2 separate regions of the Mus musculus genome follow, and region 1 is linked to region 2. The links are chromatin loops, found by intact Hi-C in ENCODE. Cell type or tissue: heart. All regions are shown on one strand. Links, peaks and the distances in the headings refer to the core of each region. The heading gives the core; the rest is flanking DNA. Region 1 overlaps Ptprn2 (protein tyrosine phosphatase, receptor type, N polypeptide 2). Region 2 overlaps Ptprn2 (protein tyrosine phosphatase, receptor type, N polypeptide 2).

Region 1 (2,917 bases), core at 322-2,821, 70 kb after region 2:
AGCACTCTGCAGATGAAACCCATCTGCTCTCATTGTATTTTCCAGCTCTGCTTATCATTAAACTGAAACCAATTTTTCCCATTCACTGTAATTACTATTCTGCCAAACGTGTGTGTTCTGGATAGGACGCGTGCCGTGGGAAACATTCCCACTTAATGAGTTTTCTGTGATGGCACAGAATGGCTTCAGAACTCCTCCGCTGTCCTAGCTCAACTTTGTCATTTCACAAAACAATGACACCAAGGAGAAAGTAATTTTCCTAGTCATCAAACCAATCCTAACCCTCTCCCCTCGCTTCACCTTCCAAGGGGAAAATGAGAGAAGACGGCCAAGCTCCCTCCCTTAAAGGAAAAGCACAGCTAGCTTTGGCCAGTGTCTCACCCAGCCTCCATGGACGAGAAGAGAGTTGAGAGACTTGGAGAAGGAAGTTAAACCCAATTAATATTAAATTCTTCCTCAAGCTATGTACAAAAGGTCTCACAACGTGGCTGCTCTGACGTGAGCTGAACAAGAAGGACACCAGTAGAGATGCCAAACTGGACCAAGAAGACCCACCACACCTCAATCCTAGGCCACACACCCTCCACCAGAAAGATCTATAGGCAACTGGGCTGAAAGTGGGAGAAGCGGTCTTCCCCAGGGAGGAGCATGCTGACAGTTGTCCAATGCCTATTGGTCAGCCCTGAAAACATATATACAAGCCCCATTTTATGCTCTGAACAGGTCATGTTTAGGAACATATGTGTACATATGTGTGTGTGTGTATGTGTGTATATGTGTGTGTATGTGTGTGTATAGTAACAATTAGTAAAAAAAAAAAACCATAAATTTGAAGGAGAGCAGGAAGGGAGTCTATAAAGGGTTAATAGGGAGGAAAGAAAAGGGAGAAATACTGTAATTATATTATATTAATTATTATTAATTAATTATATTATAATTTCAAAAGTAAAGTAAAAATCTTTCTCAGTACTACATATCAAGTCTGAGGCTTTGCTCCATGAAAAGTGTTATTTATGCCAACTAGGAATATGAGGGTGGAGGGAGGGATCTTCAAATTTTCATTACTGAACAGACTCCGAGAACCCTTTCCTCGGGAACAGCAGTACCCACACTGAACAATCATTAACACCTTGGTGTCCTTTAGTACGTGACACTGACACCACCATCCAAAGTCATACTCACAGAGCTACTTCATAAAAAACTACCATTTCCAGATTTACAGAAATGTATCACCAATGGAGACGAAATAAAAAGAATGGTGGAGTGCCATCATCAGGAAGTTCTTTCCTTTGCCGCAGTCTCTAGACCAGCCAGGGAACACTGAGCATGTCCTGGTGTGCAAGCCTTGACAGAAAACAGTGTGCTTGCCCCTTCAGCTTAACCAGGTTGCTAAGAGAACCTAGCCAGAGAACATTCATGGACAAAATGTGCACCCTAGGCCATTGGGCCAGGCTCTTAGGAACCACAGGGCATCAGGCCAGGCTCTTGTGCACCACAGGGCATCAGGCCAGGCTCTTGTGCACCACAAGGCATCAGGCCAGGCTCTTGTGTATCACAGGGCATCAGGCCAGGCTCTTGTGCACTGCAGGATATCGGTCCAGGCTCTGGTAGTCTCACTGCTATTTTTACCCAGATTTCAGTCTCCTGCTGCAGAGAGAGAATGTGGCAAGCTGCTCCCAACTCTCCCACAGCAGAACTCTCCATCACCAGCATGAATTCCTATGACCTCCTTTATTTTTCTCCCGATGGTGACTGTGAGGACCCCATATTCTTCAGTGTCTCTCCACTCCTGATTGTTGGAGCTCTATTGCCTCTTAGAGACAACCCAACTCAAGGTGTGAGGCAGCTCCCAGAAATACATGAGTTGTGTGACATCAACAAGGAAGCTTCCTTTGGTGAGAAAATGGTCACAGGTGGAGAGTGAAGTAACCTAGCATCCTCCACAGGAAATGAATTATAATTGTCATCTGCTTCTTTCAATGAAAGAAACAGCAAACTCATTCCTCCATGAAATCAGTGCTAACTCTATACAAGTGTGGGGCAGGCAGATAGGCAAGATTCCGCTCTCAGGGATCAACTAAACACATGATTGTTTTAACAAAAAAACATGTGTTCTGCTATGGCCACTGGACTAATGGCAGGTAAAATATAAATGTTGTTGCCTTATAAGCCCCAAGAGAACAGCTAGGGGTTGGGTGGTTGTTCTCTACCACAGGACTGTTAAGCTGAACACAGAGCCAAGCATGCTACCTCCCAGACAGGGAGCCCCTTCTATAAACTGCCTTCAGAATCTGGTAGTTGAGAGATTGTTAGTGATTGATAAAATTTTAAAAGCAACAATAATCACAAGTCAGTTCAGAACTTGTCAGAAACAACATAAAGTGTGATGGTTAGAAATGAGAGTCTTCCCTGGACTGGCGGACTGTGCTAGTATGAGCTGAGATGGGCCTAAACCCCTTTGTGAGCAACCACACATATTCAGGGCCTTCCTGGGTGGATGCAGTTTAGGCGATACGAGGTCCATGTGATAAAGCTGTGGCCCTGACCACATCAGCAAGGAATCAATGCAGTGAAGCCAGCCCAACTCATGTACTCTTCTACAAAATTCAGGAACACTCCATGCCTTCCCTCCTGGGAGAGTAGAGGAGCCCTTGCAACAGGGCATGTTCACTTTGAACATGTCAGGTTTGAAACAATCAAATATTTGCCAATATTCTGGAACTGGGACAAAGAGCAAGATGAGACGTAGTCAGCTATACGATGAGTCCTGAGATCAAGGCAGGTAGGGTCAATGTGGCTAAAGAACAGGGAGTGGGGTATCCAAAGTCCAGGAAGGAGCCTTTTAAGCAGGAAACAGGGACAGGGCAGACTCACAGGAGAGGTCTTAAGACATGCTTGCACAACAGATGGGGCAGAG
Region 2 (2,917 bases), core at 215-2,714:
AGGTCTTCCGAAGTACAAGCGTTGACATCAATGTTGAATCTTGGAGATCAGCCTGACTGGACTGAGAAGGGCCTGTGAGATTTATGGACCTCACCTCTGGAGACATTGGTGGGAACTTCCCTGAGAGGATGAGATCCTGTGTAACTTGACTGTTTGCATCAATCCCTTGATGGATTTATAATGCAACTAGTGAGCTCACCGTGGGTGGGGTGGTGTCACCTATGGGCAGATGTCCTGGACAGTGTAAGAAAGCTGTCTAAACAAGCCACTAGGAACAAGCCTATGTGTCCATGGCTTCTGCTTCGGTTCCTACCTCTGGGTTCCTTCTGTGACTTGCTGCCCTGATTTACTTGATGATAGACTGTGATATGGAAGCCAAATAAACATTGTCCTTCCCAAGTTGCTATGGTCATGGTGTTTGTAACAGCAATAGACAACATGTCTAAGGTACCCTTAGTTCCAACTGCCACCAAATTGGTTTAATAGGTCAAGAAAAGTATTCATTTTCTTATTAGGTTTCATTTCTCTCAAGTTTGGTGAGAATTATCAGGTGCTCCTATCTTGAGAAAAGCCTAAACCCAGATCTGCCCAGCTTCATGCCTCTAACCTTCCCACTCACAGATAGCACAGAACTTCACAGAAAGGCAAGCTAAAGCCCAGATCCCAGACTCCAGCCACTGCTGAGGGACATCTCCACAGGACCAGCAACCATGGGTCACTTCTAGAGAGAAGGAGGCTTCCACAAAGCAGGGGGTGAATGGGGAGGTAGTTCTTACCTACCCTGAAGCACCCCACCGAGCTATACACCAACTCTAGAGGGATCACAGAAGGACCTCACATGGCCCCGTCAGAATGGCTACTTCCCTCTGAGCAAGAAGTCAAGCACAGATAGCTTGTGGCCTGGCCAAGGCCATTTTCTCCAGAGCCACTCTCTGTGGATGCATCACATGGGCAGAGTCAAATACAGATGTCACGGTACCCAGGGCCTAGGTACCAGTCTCTAGGGAGTAATTTGAAAATTGTTTCTCCAATAGGAGAAGAAAGAGAGAGTGTGTGTGCCATATCCGGAATACATATATTTTATAGAATGTTACAATGACCATGAGATACTTTTTAATTAGAAAATACAATTTAGTGTGGACCCTTCCATCACCAGAAAGAGGGAAGTTATTTCTCATCCTGTTTCCCCAAAACTGTCCTGCAGAGGGCGCCTAAGACCCAGCTCTGGCTGATTCCAAAGAGAAAGTTGTTTTCGGTCTCCATGTGCTGCAGCAGCACCAACCTTCTCTAGCCACAAGGGAGAATCTACCTGATAAGGAAGCAAGAGTCCAGTACTTTCTGAGACTAAGACAATCCACTTGCAATGGTCTTCTGCAACGTGACACCCAACCTCTCAGAAGCTAGCAAACTGCAAAGAAGTCCAGAGTCAGGTGGGTGCCTCTCTGGTACTGCGTATGCTACAGCGATGAGAGCCATGATGGCTAGAAAGGCCAAGGCTTGGGAATGAGCAAAGGGGAAGAAACTCACCAAATACAATTCAGACAACCATAAGATGGCTGGGGAGGGCTTTATCCAGCCATAGCCCCTTCCTTTCTCAGACTCCATACCAACCACTGCTCCCTGCCCAAAGCCAAGAAATCCTTGAGTATCTGCAGCTACAACTGTTTGCATGACACAAGTGTCCTACATACAAAAAGTACCCAGCCCTAGGCCTGGGCCTCCCCAAGACAAGGAGCAATGCCCTTCTGTCTTCCAAGAAATTCCAGCATTTCCTGCTCTAGCTGGAAGCTTTCTAATTGAGCTAGCCTGGATGGACAGCAGTGTTTCCTGGACTGCAGAGTCAGAAAAGAAAATGTCCCCGGGGCCTCTCTAGAAACAATCCAGCCTCGGTTTAGCTAAGCAGACTCACCTGGAGCTGGTTCCAGCCAGTAAAACATGCAGTGTTCTACCTGTCATTTGCACAGTGACAAAGTCATTTTAAAAGGATTTATTTTTAGGAGATGGTGGGAGTAGAGAGAGAGAAGAGGAGGGGACACTGGAATCGCTCCTTCTACCACAGCACTGGGATAGAAACACCTGTCCATAACTCCATAGTGAGGACATTCGGCTCTGGGATATGAAGGGACAGTGGTTCACCCCTAGGATTCATCTCCACTCCAGAGCTATAGGGTGGGCTCACAATCTTTCACAGCAGAGGAGATGCACAGAGCTAGGCTCAGCTGCTTGTTGTCCAAAAGAACCTGTCCAAACCCCCAAACAAGAAGAATGGATTGCGTTGTCAGACCTGCTGAAGATGGTGACAGTCGTCTCATCTACCTCATCTCCCCTCTCACCCTAAACTGAAGGAACAAATTTGATTTTATCAAATTGAATGGAAGTTATACAACCTCTCTTGAGCTCGAAAAATGTGGTCCTGAAACAGAAAACTTCCAAAGGAGCTTACAACATGTCCAGCAGTGGCTCAGGCTCCAAAAACCTCTTTGACAACAGTTCCTGGGTCTCAAATATGCCCTGTTGGAACAACTCGAAAGTCCCACACTCTGAGTGGGAGTAAGTGGTGAGGATTAACTAACTGTTAGAATCGCTTTATACAAACTTTGGTTGTCTCTGGGCCATGCATATAAGACCGCGAGTCATGCAGAACATGTCAGACGTTCCTGCAGCACACACATCACCTAGGGACACTGGATCATATTTAGGCTCAGGATCACTCACACCCAGACCTCCTCCCAACTCTTGGCTTCTGTCGTTCTTGGATACCATGTGTCCTCCACGAGTGTGTCGTTCTTGATTCCATGTCCCCAGAAGCAGCTGGAACAGGCAAGCCTAGGTCCACTCATATAGTGGGTCCAGGGACCTCACACAGCTAATTTTATAATTAAGTCAAGTGCCATTTTAGCTGCTCCTCAGTCATTTG

What was found. A loop is a pair of places that touch in the nucleus more often than their neighbours do. Peaks named below come from ENCODE experiments on the same cell type or tissue, not always from the same donor. Only the 100,000 strongest peaks of a DNase experiment are listed, where the experiment ranks them.
Region 1: it touches region 2 in a loop (2.2-fold over the local background); 2 of 42 quality-filtered maps call a loop at or near these places.

The regions. Positions count from the first base shown.
Region 1 is chr12:116,548,840-116,551,756 of GRCm38, reverse strand. All of the region lies in intron 1 of Ptprn2 (protein tyrosine phosphatase, receptor type, N polypeptide 2), which reads right to left. Among named protein-coding and RNA genes, the nearest start is that of Ptprn2, 65 kb to the right of the region's middle. In heart, for the core only: no CTCF peak of the experiment used is centred there; a DNase peak (open chromatin) is centred at 1,526.
Region 2 is chr12:116,618,436-116,621,352 of GRCm38, reverse strand. All of the region lies in intron 2 of Ptprn2 (protein tyrosine phosphatase, receptor type, N polypeptide 2), which reads right to left. Among named protein-coding and RNA genes, the nearest start is that of Ptprn2, 130 kb to the right of the region's middle. In heart, for the core only: a CTCF peak has its summit at 1,198 (motif pointing right); no DNase peak of the experiment used is centred there; H3K27me3 peaks cover 355 bases.